Regions from separate parts of the Homo sapiens genome. Here region 1 is linked to region 2. Evidence: chromatin loops called from intact Hi-C (ENCODE). Cell type or tissue: mammary epithelial cell. All regions are shown on one strand. Links, peaks and the distances in the headings refer to the core of each region. The heading gives the core; the rest is flanking DNA. Region 1 overlaps GPR39 (G protein-coupled receptor 39). Region 2 holds the start of LOC105373622 (a long non-coding RNA gene).

Region 1 (16,792 bases), core at 8,508-13,507, 180 kb before region 2:
AAAGGCTGTAACTAGCAGGTATCGTTTTGGAAGGATCACTGATCTACGTAATCCTGGAGACAACTAAAAGCTGAAGTTATTTCTAATGACATTGCTCAGTGTCATATAAGTTCAAGAGGGCACTTACCCACAGTTCTTTATCAGAAGCAGTCTATGCATTATCAAGTCTTCGTGACTGAGTATGTGTCAAATATAATGCATGCCAAGTACACAGCTATCTAATTCAATAAGAATTCCCTAGAAGGGAATAATTCATGATCATGTATGCAGCACCTACAACATGGAGTGACATGCTAGTAGCAGAGAGGATACAGAGTGTTTCTGCCCCAGACCATGTCCCTAAATGCCCTATTATTTAGACAAAAAGGAATATACACATACAAAAAGGTGGTGCAATCAAAGCAGTAGAAGCTACACCCAGTGTGGAATCTGAGCACAATGAGGATTCAGGCATGGGTGGTCAGGGTAAAGCCTTTTGAGGAACAAGGAATCTGGCCTCACTTGGAAACCTGGAGAGGGAGAGAACGAGAAAAGAAAACAGCTGCTTCCTGGAGAATCAGGAGAGTTGGAAAACAGGCTTTCTATTAATGAAGAAAGAGATTTCTCAAAAAGGGCTGAGGTTTTCCCACCTGGATATGGTAGCACATGACTAACATTCAATCTTCCCTTTTTAACAATAACTCTAAACAAGAGACACAAACACAAATTCTACCTGTGATGAACCTAGGAGACATGGAACTGTAAAACATGAAGTAAATAGAGAGGACACCAAAAATAGCAGAGCCCAGAAACAGAGAGAGGATATTCTTTGGTTGCTGTTTTAGGAAGGAGTGAAAAAGGTACACTGTAAAGTGAGGAGCAACCCAGAGGTGTAGAATCAGAATCCCTTACTTTCAACAATGGAAATGGGCTCTAAAATGCAGTCAACAATGTCTCTTTGGAACCAGCTGTATTCTGAGAAACAGGTGAAAATGGGTTGAATAAGGAGACACACAGATATGTCATATATGCAGAAAAAAAGTCTTCCCACATGAGTTGGGGAGGAGAGAGATTTGGCATTGTGAACAGCTCTATAATTGCTCATCTTTATTGACTGGACAGAGGTGAAGGCTAAAAGGATTCATACAAAACACTGCAGTGAAGAAAAATTTTTCCTTGAATGCAATGTGGTTCTCTTCTCTTCCCTACACAAATTTCCTACAAATGGCCTGGGGGGAAAATTCAAAGAATTCAAAACTTTGTCATCAAGAAGGAAAAACTACAGGCTCTATAAAGCAATATTATAGGAAAAATAAGCAAAGAAATATGAAAAGTAATGGCAAACAAAAAAACATTCAGCAGAGAACTATTGCCATGGAGCAGATACAAAAAATGTGACTAAATACTTTGTCATGATTTTTGAAAAACTTAATGAAGCACTTACACACACACACACACACACACACACACACACACACAAACACACCGAGAGAGAGAGAGAGAGAGGTAAAGTAGATATATATGAGCTCATGGAAAATGTGATAAGATAGAAGAATTTGAAATATGAGCTAAGAAAAATCTGGAAATAAGTGAATTTTTTTTAAAAAATAAAAACATTATAGAAATAAAGGCAAAATTGAAGCAACACAAGTAAAACAAGACTGGTAAGAATACAGAAGATGGCCAAATAGGAACAGCTCCAGTCTGCAGCTCCCAGCATGACTGATGCAGAAGACAGGTGATTTCTGCACTTCCAACTGAGGTACCTGGTTCATCTCATTGGGACTGGTTGGACAGTGGGTGCAGCCCACAGAGGGTGAGCTGAAGCAGGGCAGGGCATCGTCTCACCCAGGATGTGCAAGGGGTCAGGAGATTTCCCTTTCCTAGCCAAGGGAAGCCGTGACAGACTACCTGGAAAAACAGGACACTTCCACCCAAATACTGTGCTTTTCCCAAGGTCTTAGCAACTGGCAGACAAGGAGATTCTTTCCCATGCCTGGCTCAGCAGGTCCCACACCCACGGAGCCTTGCTCACTGCTAGCGCAGCAGTCCAAGATCGAACTGTGAGGTGGCAGCCTGGCTAGGGGAGGGGTGTCCACCACTGCTGGGGCTTGAGTAACTAAACAAAGTGGCTGGGAAGCTCAAACTGGGCGGAGCCCACCACAGCTCAACAAGGCCTACTGCCTCTAGACTCCACCTCTGTGGGCAAAACATAGCTGAAGAAAAGGCAGCAGACAACTTCTGCAGACTTAAACGTCCCTGTCTGACAGCTCTGAAGAGAGCAGTGGTTCTCCCAGCACGACGTTTGAGCTCTGAGAACAGACAGACTGCCTCCTCAAGTGGGTCCCTGAACCCCGTGTAGCCTAACTGGGAGACACCTCCCAGTAGGGGCTGACTGACACCACATATGGACAGCAATGGAACAAAGCTGGACAGAGAATGACTTTGATGAGTTAACAGAAGTAGGCTTCAGAAGGTCGGTAATAACAAACTTCTCCAAGCTAAAGGAGGACATTCGAACCCATCGCAAGGAAGCTAAAAACCTTAAAAAAAGATTAGACGATGGTTAACTCGAATAAACAGTGTAGAGAAGACCTTAAATGAACTGATGGAGCTGAAAATCATAGCACGAGAACTTCATGATGCACGCATAAGCTTCAATAGCTGATTCCATCAAGTGGAAGTAAGGGTTTCAGTGATTGAAGATCAAATTAATGAAATAAAGTGAGAAGACAAGGTTAGAGAAAAAAGAGTAAGAAGAAATGAACAAAACCTCCAAGAAATATGGGACTATGTGAAAAGATCAAATCTACATTTGATTTGTGTCCCTTAAAGTGATGGGAAGAATGGAACCAAGTTGGAAAACACTCTTCAGGATATTATCCAGGAGAACTTCTCCAACCTAGCAAGGCAGGCCAGCATTCCAATTCAGGAAATATAAAGAATACAACAAAGATACTCCTCGAGGAGAGCCACCCCAAGACACATAATTGTCAGATTCACTAAGGTTGAAATGAAAGAAAAAGTGTTAAGGGCAGCCAGAGAGAAACGTCAAGTTATCCACAAAGGGAAGCCCATCAGACTAACAGCGGATCTCTCGGCAGAAACCCTACAAGCCAGAAGAGAGTAGGAGCCAATATTCAACATGCTTAAAGAAAAGAATTTTCAACCCAGAATTTCATATCCAGCCAAACTAAGCTTCATAAGTGAAGGAGAAATAAAATCCTTTACAGACAAGCAAATGCTGAGAGATGTTGTCACCACAAGGCCTGACTTACAAGAGCTCCTGAAGGAAGCACTAAACATGGAAAGAAACAACTGGTACCAGCCACTGCAAAAACATGCCAAATTGAAAAGACCATCGATGCTATGAAGAAACTGCATCAATGAACGGGCAAAATAAACAGCAAACATCATAATGACATGATCAGATTCACACATAACAGTATTACCCTTAAATGTAAATGGGCCAAATGCCCCAATTAAAAGACACACACTGGTAAATTGGATAAAGAGTCAAGACCCATCAGTGTGCTGTATTCAGGAGACCCATCTCATGTGCAAAGATGCACATAGTCTCAAAATAAAGGGATGGAGGAAGATCTACCAAGCAAATGGAAAAAAAAAAAAAAAGCAGGGGTTGCAATCCTAATCTCTGATAAAACAGACTTTAAACCAACAAAGATCAAAAGAGACAAAGAAGGCCATTACATAATGGTAAAGGGATCAATTCAACAAGAAGAGATAACTATCCTAAATATATATCCACCCAATACAGGAGCACCCAGATCCATAAAGCAAGGCCTTAGAGACCTACAAAGAGACTTAGACTCCCATACAATAATTGGAGACTTTAACACCCCACTGTCAATATTAGACAGATCAATGAGACAGAAGGTTAACAAGGATATCCAGGACTTGAACTCAGATCTGCAACAAGCAGACCTCATAGACATCTACAGAATTCTCCACCCCAAATAAACAGAATATACATTCTTCTCAGCACCACATCACACTTATCCTAAAACTGACAACATAATTGTAAGTAAAGCACTCCTCAGCAAATGTAAAACAAGAGAAATCACAACAAACTGTCTCAGACCCCAGTGCAATCAAATTAGAACCCAGGATTAAGAAACTCACTCAAAACCGCACAACTACATGGAAACTGAACAACCTGCTCCTGAATGACTACTGGGTACATAACAAAATGAACGCAGAAATAAAGATGCTCTTCGAAACCAATGAGAACAAAGACACAACATACCAGAATCTCTGGGACACATTTAAAGCAGTGTGTAGAGGGAAATTTATAGCACTAAATGCCCACAAGAGAAAGCAGGAAAGATCGAAAATTGACACCCTAACATCACAATTAAAAGAACTAGAGAAGCAAGAGCAAACACATTCAAAAGTTAGCAGAAGGCAAGAAATAACTAAGATCAGAGCAGAACTGAAAGAGATAGAGAAACAAAAAACCCTTCAAAATTCAATGACTCCAGGAGCTGGTGTTTTGAAAAGATCAACAAAATTGATAGACCACTAGCAAGACTAATAAAGAAGAAAAGAGAGAAGAATCAAATAGACACAATAAAAAATCATAAAGGGGCTATCACCACCAATCCCACAGAAATACAAACTACCATCAGAGAATACTATAAACACCTCTATGCAAATAAACTAGAAAATCTAGAAGAAATGGATAAATTCCTGGACACATACACCCTCCCAAGACTAAACCAGGAAGAAGTCGAATCTCTGAAAAGACCAATTACAGGTTCTGAAATTGAGGCAATAATTAATAGCCTACCAACACAAAAAAGTCCAGGACCAGACAGGTTCACAGCCGAATTCTACCAGAGGTACAAGGAGGAACTGGTACCATTCCTTCTGAAACTATTCCAATCAATAGAAAAAGAGAGAATCCTCCCTAATTCATTTTATGAGGCCAACATCATCCTGATACCAAAGGCTGGCAGAGACACAACAAAAAAAGAGAATTTTAGACCAATATCCCTGATGAACATCAACGCAAAAATCCTCAATATAATACTGGCAAACCAAATCCAGCAGCACATCAAAAATCTTATCTACCATGATCAAGTCGGCTTCATCCCTGGGATGCAAGGCTGGTTCGACACATGCAAATCAATAAACATAATCCATACATAAACAGAACCAATGACAAAAACCACATGATTATCTCAATAGATGCAGAAAAGGCCTTTGACAAAATTCAACAACCCATCATGCTAAAAACTCTCAATAAACTAGGTATTGATGGAACGTATCTCAAAATAATAAGAGCTATTTATGACAAACCCACAACCAATATCATACTGAATGGGTAAAAACTGGAAGTATTCCCTTTGAAAACTGGCACAAGACAAGGATGCCCTCTCTCACCACTCCTATTCAACATAGTGTTGGACGTTCTGGCCAGGGCAATCAGGCAAGAGAAAGAAATAAAGGGTATTCAATTAGGAAATGAGGAAGTCAAATTGTTCCTGTTTGCAGATTACCTGATTGTATATTTAGAAAACCCCATCATCTCAGCCCAAAATCTCCTTAATCTGATAAGCAACTTAAGCAAAGTCTCAGGATACAAAATCAATGTGCAAAAATCACAAGCATTCCTATACACCATTAACAGACAAACAGAGAGCCAAATAATGAGTGAACTCCCATTCACAATTGCTACAAAGAGAATAAAATACCTAGGAATTCAATTTACAAGGGATGTGAAGGACCTCTTCAAGGAGAACTACAAAGCACAGCTCAACAAAATAAAAGAGGACACAAACAAATGGAAGAACATTCCATGATCATGGATAGGAAGAATCAATATCATGAAAATGGCCATACTGCCCAAAGTAATTTATAGATTCAATGCCATCTGCATCAAGCTACCTATTACTTTCTTCACAGAATTGGAAAAAACTACTTTAAAGTTCATATGGAACCAAAAAAGAGCCCACATTGCCAGGACAATCCTAAGCCAAAGGAACAAAGCTGGAGGCATCACACTACCTGACTTTAAACTATACTACGAGGCTACAGTAACCAAAACAGCATGGTGCTGATACCAAAACAGACATATAGACCAATGAAACAGAAGAGAGGCCTCAGAAATAACACCAAATATCTACAACCATCTGATCTTTGACCAACCTGACAAAAACAAGAAATGGGGAAAGGGCATCCCTATTTAATAAATGGTGCTGGGAAAACTGACTAGCCATATGCAGAAAGCTGAAACTGGATCCCTTCATTACACCTTATACAAAAATTAATTCAAGATGGATTAAAGACTTAAATGTTAGACCTAAAACCTAAAAGCACTAGAAGAAAACCTAGGGAATATCATTCAGGACATAGGCATGGGCAAGGACCTCATGACTAAAACACCAAAAGCAATGGCAACAAAAGCCAAAATAGATAAATGGGATCTAATTAAACTAAAGAGCTTCTGCACAGCAAAAGAAACTACTGTCAGAGTGAACAGGCAACCTACAGAATGGGAAAAAATTTTTGCAATCTACTCATCTGACAAAAGGCTAATATCCAAACACTACAAAAAACTCAAACAAATTTACAAGTAAAAAACAAACAACCCCAACAAAATTAGGCAAAGGATATGAACAGACACTTCTCAAAAGAAGACATCTATGCCACCAACAGACACATGAAAAAATGCTCATCATCACTGGTCATCAGAGAAATGCAAATCAAAACCACAATGAGATACCATCTCACATCAGTTAGAATGTCAATCATTAAAAAGTCAGGAAACAACAGATGCTGGAGAGGATGTAGAGAAATAGGAACACTTTTACACTGTTGGTGGGAGTGTAAATTACTTCAACCATTGTAGAAGACAGTGTGGTGATTCCTCAAGGATGTAGAACTAGAATTACCATTTGACCCAGCAATCCCATTACTGGGTATAAGCCCAAAGGATTATAAAGCATGCTACCATAAAGACACATGCACATGTATGTTTATTGCAGCACTATTTACAATAGCAAAGACTTAGAACCAACACAAATATCCATCAATGAATAGAACTGGATTAAGAAAATGTGGCATATATACAGCGTGGAATACTATGCAGCCATAAAAAAAGAATGAGTTCATGTCCTTTTCAGGGACATGAATGAAGCTGGAAACCGTCATTCTCCGCTAACTATCACAAGGACAGAAAAACAAACACCGCATGTTCTCACTCATAGGTGGGAATTGAACAAAGAGATCACTTGGACACAGGACAGGGAACATCAAACACTGGGGCCTATTGGGGGGTGGGGGACTGGGGGAGGGATAGCATTAGGAGAAACACCTAATGTAAATGATGAGTTGATTGGTGCAGCAAACCAACATGGCACATGTATACCTATGTATCAAACCTGCATGCTGTGCACATGTACCCTAGAACTTAAAGTATAATTTAAAAAAATACAGAAAGAAACAGAAAGGAAAGAACAGTGATTGAAAAAAGTAAGAACAGAATGAAATGGAAATAAGAAATTTAAAGGGATTAGAAAGAAAATGATAGGTAAGGAAGATTAGCAAAAGACATAAAAGAATATTTAAAGGTGTAACTCAATACATTTTCCAGAAATAAAAGAAGACTTGAATACATTGTACTTGACTACATCTTGAAAGTCACAGAGTATCCTGGAAAAAAGTGACAACCATAATCTAGTACATTTATGAGACTCCAAAGATAAAGAAAGAATATTTGGGCAGGCAGTCACTCCTTCCTTATGATGGGGAAAAATGAGATTGGCCTCAGACTTTACCATTGTATCATTTACCATTAGAAGATAGTGGAGTGATACCTTTGGTACTAGTCCTCCAAAAAACAGTGTGACTCAAAAATTTTATACCCAGCAAAAACTATCATTCATTATAAAAGAAATGAACCATATTTGAACTTACAACAATTCAAGACATTTTGTTATGTCTTGAAGAAACTATTAGGGGAAGAAGTTTTCAGCCACCCAAGAGTTGAATGGAAAACAACAGCAAAGGCCTAGTGAAGAAGACTGAATCTATTTAAATGTAGGACTAAGACTAAAGCAAGTTGGGATTTATGATTAAAAACAGGTAAATATTATAAACCCTGAAAATGTAGATCTAATATAACTAACAGAAGGGGAAGGAAGAAGCTACTGTATTATCTTCTATAGCTAAGAAGTCAAAAGATATCATTAGAAACTGGTAAATAAATTTATTTAACAGCCCAAAGGTAAATCCTAAGAATATAGTAAAACAAGTGAAATAGAGTAGAGGATGAGAGGCAAGGGAAGGAAAGAAAGAAAAGACTAAAAGAACATTAATCTGCCAGGTTTCCTCCCTATGTAGCCTGTTGTCAAGCCCATGTCATATAATAACCTCTCACCTTGCTGCTTGGTGTCCCAAACACCAAAGACATTTACCTATCCACTCATCCATTCATTCAATGAATATTTATTGAGTGCCTAATATGCACTGGGTATGGCTCAAGGCACTGAGAATAGAGCAATGAGCAACATGGGCAAGACTCTGCCTTCAAAGAGCTTACATTTAATTGGAAAGACACGTTATAAACAAATAACTGTACAACATAATGCCAAGTAGAGGTGAGTACTATGATGAACAATAAAGCAGAGTGGAAATAGAGAGTAATGGGAGAGTGGCGGTGAGAAGGTATCAGAGGACAGAATGAAAGAATGGGTGACCCTTGTGACTATCAAAGGGCAAAGCATTTCACGCGCGTGCACACACACACACACACACACACACACAGCCTCAAAGATAGCAATGGCTCTCAGCTAGCCTCCAGAGCTTCCCACAGCCCCATGCTAAAAAATAGCATCCCCTCTACCTCTTCCCAGAGCATTTCTGTTCAAGCACCTGGGGCAGGTTGATCCCACCAGCCCTTTTCCTCTGGCATCCACCTTTGAGCACTGGACATAGCTGGAATTTGGGCTGAAAATCAGCAAAAGTCAAGCACATAAGGCAAACAGAATTAGGTTGCTAAGGAAAACTCAGGCACCTTTCACCAAATTGGTTCCAGACCATAATTGGTTCTAAATAAAGGAAAAACAAAACCCTGCTGTCTGCTGGAGCTATTTGAAGACTGAGAATTGGAGACACCGATTCAAAGGAAATGGTGAGCTGTTGCTGAACTTCTGTTAGCTCAGTTGGCTGGCAGAGTAGAGGGAAGAAGTTCAAACCCCACTCAGAAAGCTTTCTTGTCTCTTCTCTGAGGGCACTCACTTCAGCACCATTCCCTTGGCACCTACTAGCAACCAGCAGCCTGGCTGAGGTGTCAGAGGGTATAGGTGAAGGAAGCAGGAAAGAAAGGAATAAACAGCTATAGAGAGGCTGCCCTGTGCCTGGCACTGTTTCTGGTACCTTACATGTGCTTTCCTGATGAACTTTTACGAATCCCAGGTGTAGGTAACAACCATATGCAGATAAGAAATGAAAAGTCAGAAGGTAAATATGTTAAAAAATGTACAGGCCTCTCAGCCAAGTGCCTATAATCAAATGTCCATTACAAAGTAGGTGCCAGTGGAAAGCCCACTTACCTTTGCATTCTATGAAGCACAGCCAGGAGAGGAGCTGAGCAGAAAGCTCAATGTTGGTGGCCATCTGCTTTGCATCAATTCTATGCTGATCAGCAGTGGTGGCCCTAGCAGGTACAGTTACAACCTAGGGACCTATGAGCTCCATGCAGACATCAGTCAGGTAGTTTTGATTCCAGCACTTTCATGCAAATCTCAGCCCTAGAAGCTGCCACGTCAGGTCTTCCTTGACCTGCCAGAGCCTGGGTGATAAGCAAAGTATATTGGAACAGACAAAGGGCAAGGGAAACCCTGATGGTTCCACATGGTACAGACACTGGCAGCAAGCTGACATTCCACCATCAATCTTTCTGCCTGGCCTGCCTTTTTGCATTTCCAAGCTGTCTGACTCAGCCCAGCCACTTGTGCCCAAAAGATTTTGAAGGGCCTGTAGGAGATTGTACCAGGGGATGCTAGAAGGTGTAGGAGATGTAAAATTTTAAAAAGCAAGGAAGGGGGAGAGAAGTGAGACCCCTTTGGGCCTATAAGAGAAGAGAGAAAATAATTCCAAGATTCCTTTATATTCTGAGCAGAAGGCAGACACAAAATGATAATAAATGCCAATCATCTAGGCCTGCTGAAAAGCTCTTAAAAAAAAGGATCAGTGCTTCATTAAAATCACACTTGCTCTCAGTTCAACTGAGGAACAAAGATGATGAGAAGCAAAGTGGAATGTTTTTGAAAAGTGAAACAATAAAAAAGGGCTGATGAGAAGCCCTCAAACCCAAGACAACCAAATGAAAATTCAAACAGCTTCCATTAATAAAGTAAGCACTAGGCCAGGCACGGTGGCTCATGTCTGTAATCCCAGCACTTTGGGAGGCTGAGGCAGGCGGATCACGAGGTCAGGAGTTCAAGACTAGCCTGACCACAACACGGTGAAACCCTGTCTCTACTAAAAATACAAAAATTAGCCAGGCATGGTGGCGCATGCCTGTACTCCCAGCTATTCAGGAGGCTGAGGCTGGAGAATCCCTTGAACCTTGAGGCGGAGGTTGCAGTGAGCCAAGATCGCGCCATTGTACTCCAGCCTGCGTGACAGAGCGAGACTCTGTCTCAAAACAAAACAAAACAAACAAACAAACAAAAAAACACGAAGGAAAGGAAAAAGAAAAGAAAGCACCAGAGTCAAATTCTCTGTTGGGGAGGAAGGCGATTTGCAGAAACCTTGCCGTGTGGCAATGGCAGCTCTGGCTTCAGTTTCTGCCCACCTGCTATCACCCAGAACTCAATAGCTTATTTTGACTATTCTCCAATGCTCAGCTCAAGAGGGTTTAATACCATGCAAGGTGGTATTTGAAAAACTGCAGTTTGCAAACAGCCTGCAGGGGGTTGCGGAGAGCTGGCTGTAAGAGACAAAATTATTTATTGCTGAAATCTGCATCACACCATTGTCCTCCCATTTTACTCAGAAAGGTACCAAAAAGATGTCTGGGGCTGCAGTGTCTGGACAGAAGGGGAGAAAAACCAATTTCAGATTCCTTGGGTGAGATTTTGCCGCATGATTAAAGAAAGGCATGATTCTTACAGTATACTTAGAAGTGAGTTGGTGGCAGTCAGCATGAAATGGAAGAGACATTGCAGTTTTCTGACCCAATAAAATATGAAATAAAGTATCATGATGTTATTGGACATTTTCATCTGGTGGGTCTCTGCATTAGTAAACATCTCATAGAAGGATAAATGTCAAGAGAAAGATGTGACACAGAAACAAGGGAACATGGAAACTCACTGCATCATTGCAGGCAGCACTCGGCATCAGCTGTTAAGAAAGCCGTTAAGGAAGCCAGCCGCTGACGTGTGTTTGACAAATCCCAGGGGTCAGCACCCAGTAACCTGACGACTGACCTCTTCTTATCCATGAAACACATTTCCATGGACAGGAGACCTCTTTGCCTCTGCATGTGCCTAAGTGAAAATTCAAACTCCCAAACAAAACGTTAGAGAAAGCCTTTTGTGTTTTGTTTTCTAGCCATCAATTACTTCCTGCTTGGCTAGCAAGTGAGAACCAAAACTATCCACACCCCACACAGCTTACTGTCTACATACATGACTTTACTATTTCATTGTCATCACTAGCACCATCTTAGTATGCCAGGAGAGTCTTGTCCAGGCAGATAATTTGACTGTTCATTATAGGAACTTCTCAAAGGACCCAAAGAACTCTCATAAAAAGAATTCATCAAGAGCAGTTTATTCCCTAAAATTCTTTAAGTCTTCTGCCTCAAAAATCCTTACCTTGCTATTTCCACCAATTCTAAACTTTTCTATCATGATCCTTACCCATTCTAATCAAGTCCTCCCCATTGAAAGATCTAGGTCTGCCTTAAATCAAACTTCCACTTCTCAACAAATTCCAACCATGCTTTGCCCTGTTCCAAGACACCACCAAAGCTGTCAAGGTGGTTTTCTTCCTTACTGCAGCAAACAATAAATTCAGTTTTCTCTCCTCAACTGGTTGTGTGCTGGTGATATTTGGAGAGTCAGAATTTGACAAAAGGAATCCAAAGGTCAATAGCTTTATCAAAAAGCCAAGCCATACACTTTAACTCTGATATTCTAAAGTTTTTAAAAATGAATTATTCTCTAATTGCTTCAGTTGCTAAACTTAATGGATTCTTTTCTAATTGCTCCAATTTTGCTAAAAAACAAATATTTTTGGAACACCTGTAATGTTCTTAGTTAAGGCTCCAAAAGAAGTCTCCTGTCCTTAAGCAGTTTTCAGTCTGAGCAGGCACCCAATACACATGTTCAGTTAATTGTTATAATAGTTATAATACAAATTTGAGAGATTTGTGGACCTGGACCACGGTGAGCCTAGCAGCTGAAGATATCTCTAAGCAAGAGGGTGAGAAGCAAGCTTCAGCAAAAATGTCAGTTAAGAATGAAGGAAAATACATGAAGCATTCAGAAAATTGTAACGAAATGTCAGCAACAAAGCGCCCCTGATAATATTAGCCAGCTCCTCTTTACATTCCACTTAGATTTGGTTTCTATTCCTGAGAAAGCTCTTAACTCCTTGGGATTGTACAAACTTATCTAATAGCTCCTAGGCTCTGGAGACAGACTTTGTCTTTAAATTAACTATATATGAACAGAATCTACTGGGCCCAGGACTTAGGAGGTGTTAGTAAATATTTAATGAATGACAGAAGGGATAGGACAGGGATGAAGACCGAGGTACAGAGACCAGGCTGGCGGTTACTGCAACAGGCCCGCTACTCAGATTCTGCTAATGAGCAATTTACAACCAAAGGTGCAAAATTCAGCAGCTCTCTTGACCAGGTGGGGCATTGCTTTGCCCGTTTCATGCATTCACCTTGTCTGCCCAACACTATTACATGCCCCTTGGGACCTGGCTGGGTCATCTGGATCTTTACATATGGGGCATATATTCAGGCCCTAACCATGTTGCTTCACTTTTCTGTGCCATTGCACACTTGTCTCTGCATACTAGAAAAAGATCTGCCTGTCCACCTCACCTTCATCCCTGTCCCCACAATCTACCCTATCTCCACCCTACCCTCATTGCAGCCCCATCCCTGCTCTCTACTCCACTCCATTCCATTTCTGCTCCCATCTCATCTCCATTACTGCCCCTGCTCCACCTCTATCTCTCCCATACTCCTTTGCTGCCCCTATCCCACCTTCATTTCCACTTCCTCATTCCTACTGCCCTGTAAACTTAGCCTTGCCAGCATCTCCAGGAAGCTTTCCAAGACACAGGCAGAGGCACAAAATTCTTTCTCTAAGAGGAATTCTAGCGTCACCAAGCTGTCAATTCCACAATGCTAGGAGTTTTACCCTCTTTGTTCTCTCCTACATGTCCAGCACCTAGCACAATGCCTGGTGCACAACAGAAACTCAATAAACGCTTACTGAATAAATGAATGCTTCCAAGGCACTTGGCCCTAACACTGTTTTAAGACTTTTTGCTCTGAATTGCAACATCTGGTTTATGTGCGTGTCTGTCTTTCTCATTACACCAGAAGAAAATGGAAGGTGGAGACCATTTCTTCATGGCTTTGTGTCTCTGAGGCCCAGCACATGCCTGGCACATAGTGGGTGCTCACTATTAATGGGTGAATAAAAGGGTGAGTGCAGTACGCTATTGCCATGCTGGGCACTCAGTATAGAGTCTCAATAAAAATGTAGATTGCCCTGGTCTAGAGATCTCTATGCCAATTAAGAGAATTTTTTAAATGTAATTTGAAAATCTGCTTTAATCTACTAACTAGTTCTTTCTCTGTTATTTCAAGACTTGCCCACATGCTTCTCTGAGGAGTCACATCTCTGCACTTCACCCCCTTCCTCAAAACACACCCCCGCTTCTGGCTTGCCATTTCTCCTGCGAGGTCTCCTGTGCTGATCTCTGTGACTGACGAAATGCCCATGATAGTGGGCTATGCCAGACAAGCCCCTGTCTCCTCCTGAGCCCGCTGGTGACCACTGACCTTCGCCTCTTATTCATACAGGGGCCTGCCCTTGACTGGTACTTGGTGCAAATACCAGCAGTGTCTACTGTTTACCCTAATGTGTTTCTAGAAGGCAGATCATCATTTCCTCATAGGGTCAGCATTGTATTGGAGAGCTACATTTCAAGGTTGTTCTCTGGGAACAAATTAGTGAAAAATAAATCACAGGTATGGCAAACAATTTGTCATAGAAGCGAAGACACAACAATAAATCCCTGTATACATTTTTAAAGCCTTATAAAGCAATGAAAGAAAAGACCTAGAAAACAGGCATAAATGTCCTATATACATCAATTACATGGGGGTGCCATATATCAAGGTTAAGTCTATTACATTTTAAAATTTGGCCTAAAATAAATATGTAACTCTAGTATGTGTGTTAATTAAACTTTTGATTAACAAATTATCTTGCTTGCATCATGGAAATAAGTCAGTAGGGGTTTTAAAGAGTGATAAGACTAATAAAAACTCAAAGGATCTAGGGATATGAATCAGTTTCTTCTTTTGTTCTCAAATTTCCATGTTACAAAAAAAGGCATGTAAAATCATGTCATCATATTATATAGACTCTAAAATGGGAATTATAAGGACTATGGGAACATAGAAAAATATACAATGTAACATTTAAAACAAAAAATCAGAATAACATATGGATGCTGATTGGAACAATGCAGTAGTTTACATGTACGAGTAAGTTAACATGTAACAATAAAAACAGGTGTGTTAGGATGATGAGTCATGAATGATTTTTAAATGATTATTCTATAATTTTTTAAAAACTATCACATTGACACCCAATTTAAATAAAGGGAATGGATGGGCGGTAGGGGAGCTGAAGCCATTTGATAAACCTAAGATCTGTACACAGATCTTATCTGTGTTCTTATCTTATCTGGCTCTTAGGAAACTGGTACCTTTTGGGATATGTCGCCCACTCAAAAATTTCTTTTCTTTAATAAGGACTGACTCAATATTTGTCCACTGCATCCTCTCTGATGTTTTCAGCTTTTTCAAACCTTGAAGGGCCACTGCTACTCTGAACTAAAAGTACAGCAAACCCAAAGGAAATGGAAGATAGCCATTCTCTCCTTCACAGCATTTGTGGCTGATAGATCTGGACACTTCATCAATGGTGATCTTTGAAACAATTACCTGGCCATTAGCATCAAGTTTTTAAATGAAGCGGCCAAACACTGCCAGACTCCAGCAGATGCATGAGTTCAGAAGCCTAATTAAATCACAGTGTTAGAATAAAATCTCATAGCCGGTGTGGTAGCTCACGCCTGTAATCTTAACACTGTGGGAGGCTGAGGCAGGAAGACTGCTTGAGGTCAGGAGTTCAAAATCAGCCTACACAACATAGTGAGAACCCCATCTCTACAAAAAATAAAAGTCAACTGGGTATGGGCGTGTGCCTGCATTCCCAGCTACTTGGGAGACTGAGGTGGGAAGACGGCTTGAGCCCAAGAGTTGAGGCGACTATGAGCTATGATTGTACCACTGCACAGCCTAAGGTGACAAGAGTGAGACCCTGTCTTTAAAAAAAAAAATTCCCATAATGCCATAGACTAGTAATTTATAGAATTCAACTATATGCTAGTGAGACTAGGTAACAGTTCAATAGTTCGGGTAATTCTGACTTGTAGTCAGTATGAGAATACAAATGGAAGGCCACATAAATATTTTAAAGTTACAAACCAAGCTGATGAATTGTTCAATAAAGTGTTCTATCCTCCTTCCCTGACAAATACACCTTCATAATGACCATTTTTTTGAGAGAGGGTCTCACTCTATTGCCTAGGCTGGAGTGCAGTGGGGCAATCATGGCTCACTGCAACCTCCACCTCCCAGGCTCAAGCGATCCTCCCACCTCAGCCTCCCAAGTAGCTAGGACTACAGGTGCATGCCACCACCAAACCTAGATAGGTTTTGTATTTTTGTGATAGAGACAGGGTTTCCCTATGTTGCCCAGGTTGGTCTCGAACACCTGGGCTCAAGAGATTCACCCTCCTTGGCCTCTCAAAGTGCTGGGATTACAGGCTTGAGCCACTGTGCCTGGCTGACAAAATTTTAAAAATATGTTTAAAGTTAGGGTTTTATATGACTGAAAGTCACAAAATACCAAAGATCAGCAAATTGACTAATCATTGTACATGTCTGGGTGTTCTGTTAATTCAGATATTCCTCAACTTACTGTGGGCCTACATCCCGATAAATTCATCATACATTGAAAATAACATAAGTTGAAAACACATTTAATACACCTAACCCACATCATAGCTCAGCCTAGCTTACCTTAAATGTGCTCAGAACGCTTATATTAGCCTACGGTTGGGCAAAATCATCTAACACAAAGCCTATTTTCTAGGAAAGTGTTGAATATCTCATGTAATTTATTGAATACTGAACTGAAAGTGAAAAAAAGAATGGTTGTATGGGTACTCACAGAGTGCTTTCTCCCGAATGTGTATCGCTTTTATGTCATCCTAACATCAAAATATCATAAGTCACTCCATCGTAAGTCAGGTACCATCTGTACTTTAGTAATATTGGATGAGTTACGCAATAAAAGCATAAATAATTCATAAGTTATTATATATTTGTTTCACAAAACTAACTTTCCTTGCTTTCATTTCAGCAAAATTGCTAATGTTATTCAAATCAATAGTTTTAATATAATGTTTATTCTAAAATAAAATGTGATTGTATTCAATGTATAAAATT
Region 2 (5,000 bases), core at 1-5,000:
TATCTGTTTCTCTCTGTCTCTCTCTGTTCGTCTCTGTCTTTCTCTCTGTGTCTCTTTCTCTGTCTGTCTGTCTCTTTCTTTCTCTCTGTCTCTGTCTCTCTGTCTCTCTGTCTCTCTCTCTCTCTGCCTCTCTCACTGTGTCTGTCTTCTGCCTTACTCACTTTCTCTGCCCGTCTGTCTCTCTCTCTCCCTCGCTGTCTGTTTCTCTGTGTCTCTCTCTGTCTCTGTTTTTCTCTGTCTGTCTCTTTCTCTGTCTGTCTGCTTCTCTCTTTATTTCTCTGTGTCTCTGTCTGTCTCTCTCTCTCTGTCTCTTGCTCTCTGTGCCTATCTTCTGTCTTACTTTCTCTGCCTGTCTCTGTCTCTCCCTCCCTTTCTGTTTCTCTCTCTCTCTCTCTCACTTTCTCTCTGTCTGTTTCTCTCTGTCTCTCTCTCTTTCTGTTTCTCAGTGTCTCTCTCTGTCCATCCCTGTCTTTCTCTGTCTCTTTCTGTCTCTGTCTCTCTGTCTCTCTGCCTGTCTCTCTCACTATGTCTGTCTTCTGTCTTACTCTCCTCTGCCTGTCCATCTGTCTGTCTCTCTCTCTCCCTCCCTTTCTGTTTCTCTCTGTTTCTCTGTTTCCTGTTTCTCTCTGTTTCTCTGTTTCCTGTTTCTCTCTCTCTCTGTCTGTCTCTCTCTGTCTCTTTGTCTGTCTGTCTCTCTCTCTCTCTCTGCCTGTCTCACTGTGTCTGACTTCTGTCTTTCTCTCTCTCTCTGCCTGTCTCACTGTGTCTGTCTTCTGTCTTACTCTCTTTCTCTGCCCATCTGTCTGTCTCTCTCTGTCTGTTTCTCTCTGTCTCTCTCTGTCCATCTCTGTTTTTCTCTGTCTGTGTCTTTCTCTGTCTGCCTCTCTCTTTCTTTTTCTGTGTCTCTCTGTCTGTCTCTCTCTCTCTCTCTGTGCCTATCTTCTGTCTTACTCTCTTTCTCTGCCTGTCTGTCTGTCTCTCTTTCTCTGTCTGTCTCCCTCCCTCCCTCTCTGTTTCTCTCTGTCTGTCTCTCTCTCTTTCTGTTTCTGTCTGTCTCTCTTTGTCCATCTCTGTCTTTCTCTCTCTGTCTCTTTCTCTGTCCCTCCCTTTCTTTCTCTGTCTGTCTCTCTGTCTCTGTCTCTCTCACTGTGTCTGTCTTCTGTCTTACTCTCTTTCTCTGCCTATCTGTCAGTCTCTCTCTCTCTGTCTGTCTGTCCCCCTCCCTTTCTGTTTCTCTCTCTGTCTCTCTTTCTCTTTGTCTCTCTCTGTCCGTCTCTTTCTCTCTCTTTGTCTTTCTCTCTGTCTCTGTCTCTCTCTCTCTGCCTGTCTCTCTCACTGTGTCTCTCTTCTGTGTTACTCTCTTTCTTTGTTTATCTGTCTCTCTCTCCCTCCCTGCCTTTCTGTTTCTCTCTCTCTGTCTCTCTCAATTTCTGTCTGTTTCTCTCTGTCTCTCTCTATCTCTGTTTCTCTCTGTCTCTCTCTGTCTGTCTCTGTCTTCCTCTGTCTGTCTGTCTCTCTCTTTCTTTTTCTGTGGCACGATCTCGGCTCACTGCAACCTCCACCTCCCAGATTCATGCCATTCTCCTGCCTCAGCCTCCCGAGTAGCTGGGACTACAGGCACCCGCCACCACACCTGGCTATATTTTTTGTATTTTTAGTATAGACGGGGTTTCACCGTGTTAGCCAGGATGGTCTTGATCTCCTGACCTCGTGATCCACCCACCTCGGCCTCCCAAAGTGCTGGGATGACAAGCATGAGCCATCGTGCCCGGCTTGTCTCTTTCTTTTTCTCTATCTGTCTGTCTCTCTCTCTGTGCCTGTCTCTCTGTCTGTGCCTATCTTCTGTCTTACTCTCTTTCTCTGCCTGTCTGTCTGTCTCCCATTCTCTGTCTGTCTCCCTCTCTCTGTCTGTCTCCCTCCCTCCCTGTCTGTCTGCTTCTCTCTGTCTCTGTCTCTCTCTCTTTCTGTTTCTGTCTGTCTCTCTCTCTCCATCTCTGCTTTCTCTCTCTGTCTCTTTCTCTGTCTGTCTCTCCCTCTGTCTCTCTCTGCCTGTCTCTCTCACTGTATCTGTCTTCTGTCTTACTCTCTTTCTCTGCCTATCTGTCTGTCAGTCTCTCTGTCTCTGTCTCTCTCCCTCCCTTTCTGTTTCTCTCTCTCTCTCTTTCTGTTTCTGTCTCTCTCTGTCCGTCTCTTTCTCTCTCTTTCTTTGTCTTTGTCTCTGTCTCTCTCTCTCTCTGCCTGTCTCTCTCACTGTGTCTTCTGTCTTACTCTTTTTCTCTGCCTTTCTGTCTCTCTCCCTCCATGTCTCTCTCTCTCTCACTCACTCTCCATCTCTCTCTCTTTCTGTCTGTTTCTCTCTATCTCTCTCTGTCCGTCTCTGTCTTTCTATGTCTGTCTCTTTCTGTGTCAGTCTGTCAGACACCTCATGACGGGGAGGGCTCTGCCCCTTCCACGAAAGTGAGAAGTGCATGCTTAGGTGCTTAGAGAGGCTGAGAAGAATCTAGACAGACGGGCCTTGCTGGGCTTCCCCACTCGGTGTATGATTTCGGGAGGTCGAGGCCGGGTCCCCACTTGGATGCAAGGGGCATTTTCAGACTTTTCTGTCTGTCACGTGTGGCGTCTGTACTTCTCATATTTCCCTGATAAGTTCCTCAACTTAAAAGTAAACGGTTAAGGCCGGGCGTGGTGGCTCACATCTGTCATCCCAGCACTTTGGGACGCCGAGGCGGGTGGATCACCTGAGGTTGGGAGTTCGAGACCAACCTTGCCAACACAGCGAAACCCCGTCTCTACTAAAAATACAAAACTGAGTCAGGAGCGGTGGGGCAGGTGCCTGTAATGCCAGCTACTTGGGAGGCTGAGGCTGGAGAATCGCTTGAACCTGGGAGGCGGAGGCTGCAGTGAGCTGAGATCGCACCACTGCACTACAGCCCAGGCTGTAGAGTGAGTGAGACTCTGTCTATAAATAAATACATACATACATACATACATACATACATACATACATACATACATACATACATTCTTTTCCGTGCTGACTGACATTTGCAGGCATCGGTTGTCTTCGGGCATCACCTAGCGGCCACTGTTATTGAAAGTCGAGGTGACACAGAGGGAGGTCTCCCAGACTTCACCGAACCTGGGGCAACCGGTTTCTCTCTCTCCCTTCTGGAGGCCCCTCCCTCTCTCCCTCGTTGCCTAGGGAACCTCTGCCCTGGCTGGGGCCCTATTGTTCTTTGATCAGAGCTTTAGTTTTCTTTGTGTGTTGGTTTCTTTCGTGTGCATAGACTCTTCTACTTGGGATTTAGGAGGGGTCAGTTTAATTTTCAAGTCGCCCCTCGGCTCCCCCCACTACCCACGTCCCTTTACCTTCATTTAGTGAGTCAGTTAGGTGGGTTCCCCCCAAACCCCCACCCCCCGCCTCCCAACACCCTGCTTGGAAACCTTCCGGAGCCACCCCGGTGTGCCTCCGTCTTCTCTCCCCTTCCCCCACCCCTTGCCGGCGATCTCATTCTTGCCAGGCTGACATTTGCATCGGTGGGCGTCAGGCCTCACTCAGTGGTCACCGTTTTTGAAGATGGGGGTGGCACGGTCCCACTTCCCCAGAGGCAGCTTGGGCCGATGGCATAGCCCTTGACCCGCGTGGGCAAGCGGGCGGGTCTGCAGTTGTGGGTTTCTTCCCCCGCTTCCCTCCTCAGGCCTCCCTCCCTAGGAAAGCTTCACTCTGGCTGGGTCTCAATCACCTTTTATCATGATGTTTTAGTTTCTCCTCCCTCCGGCCAACATAGTTTCACAATGGGAAGGGCGTCACAGCTCTAATCTGGGCCTTCTTAGCATTTGCCCAAAATAGAAACGGTTTCTGAAAACTAATACTTTGCTCACTTAAGATTTCCAGGGACGGTGCATTGGCCCGTGTTCGTTGGCTTGTTTTGTTTTGTTCGTGTTTTTCCTTTTTCGTATGTATTTCTTTTCAGGTGAAGTAGAAATCCGCAATTTTCAGGAAGACGTATATTTTCCCCAAGACACATTAGCTGCTGTTTTCTCCTGTTAACTAGAGCTTTTGTGAATCTCTCAACGTGTAGTGAGAGCCCGTTGATGTTTACTAGACTTCAGAACATCTTATGTTCTAGAAACCCGTAAGCGAATGCTGCTGCTGCTCTTGTTGCTGTTGTTGTTGTTTTCAAAGCACACCTCGGCCACCGTTTACGGGATCAAAAGCGTTATAAAATATGTGTAATTATTTCCTGAGCACGCCCTTCCTGCTCCTCTCTCTGTCTCTCTGTCTGTCTCTGTCTCTCTCTTTCTCTGTTTTCTCTCTCACTCTCTCTGTCTCTCTCTCTCTGCCTATTTCTCTCTCTCTCTGCCTGTCTTTCTCACTGTGTGTGTCTTCTGTCTTACTCCCTTTCTCTGCCTGCCTGTCTCTCTCTCTATGCCTGTCTGTCTCTCTCTCTCTCTCCCTGTTTGTCTGTCTGTTTCTGTCTGTCTCTGTCTCTGTCTCTCTCTCTGTTTCTCGCTGTCCCTCTCTCTGTTTCTCTCTGTCCATCTCTCTCTGTCTCTTTCTTTCTCTCTGTCTCTCTCTCTCTGTGTCTCTCTCTCTCTCTGCCTGTCTCACTGTGTCTGTCTTCTGTCTTTCTCTGCCTGCCTGTCTCTCTCTTTCTCTCTCTGTCTCTCTCTCTTTGTTTCTCTCTGTCCGTCTCTGTCTTTCTCTGTCTCTTTGTCTGTCTGTCTGTATCTCTCTTTCTTTCTCTGTCTCGCTGTCTCTGTCTATCTCTCTCTCTGTCTCTCTCACAGTGTCTGTCTTCTGTCTTATTCTCTTTCTCTGCCTGTCTGTCTGTCTGTCGGCCTCTCTCTCTCTCTCTCCCTGTCTGTCTGTCTGTCTCTCCCTGTTTTTTTCTCTCTCTCTTTGCCTGTGTGTTTCTCTGTCTCTGTCTCTCTGTCTCTCTCTCTCTCTGCCTGTCTCTCTCTCTCTTTGTCTGTCTTCTGTCTTACTGTCTTTCTCT

Evidence for each region. Peaks named below come from ENCODE experiments on the same cell type or tissue, not always from the same donor. Only the 100,000 strongest peaks of a DNase experiment are listed, where the experiment ranks them.
Region 1: it touches region 2 in a loop (16-fold over the local background); 11 of 110 quality-filtered maps call a loop at or near these places.

Annotation. Positions count from the first base shown.
Region 1 is chr2:132,443,125-132,459,916 of GRCh38, reverse strand. The region is part of intron 1 of GPR39 (G protein-coupled receptor 39); the gene reads right to left. Among named protein-coding and RNA genes, the nearest start is that of MIR9986, 18 kb to the right of the region's middle. In mammary epithelial cell, for the core only: a CTCF peak has its summit at 10,916 (motif pointing right); no DNase peak of the experiment used is centred there.
Region 2 is chr2:132,266,764-132,271,763 of GRCh38, reverse strand. LOC105373622 (a long non-coding RNA gene) reads right to left here and starts at 3,143. Exons shown (of 3, transcript XR_923341.3): 1 at 3,022-3,143. RefSeq lists enhancers at 609-1,550, 3,073-3,584, 3,585-4,097. In mammary epithelial cell, for the core only: a CTCF peak has its summit at 3,075 (motif pointing left); DNase peaks (open chromatin) are centred at 3,153 and 3,843; H3K4me3 peaks cover 345 bases; H3K27ac peaks cover 549 bases.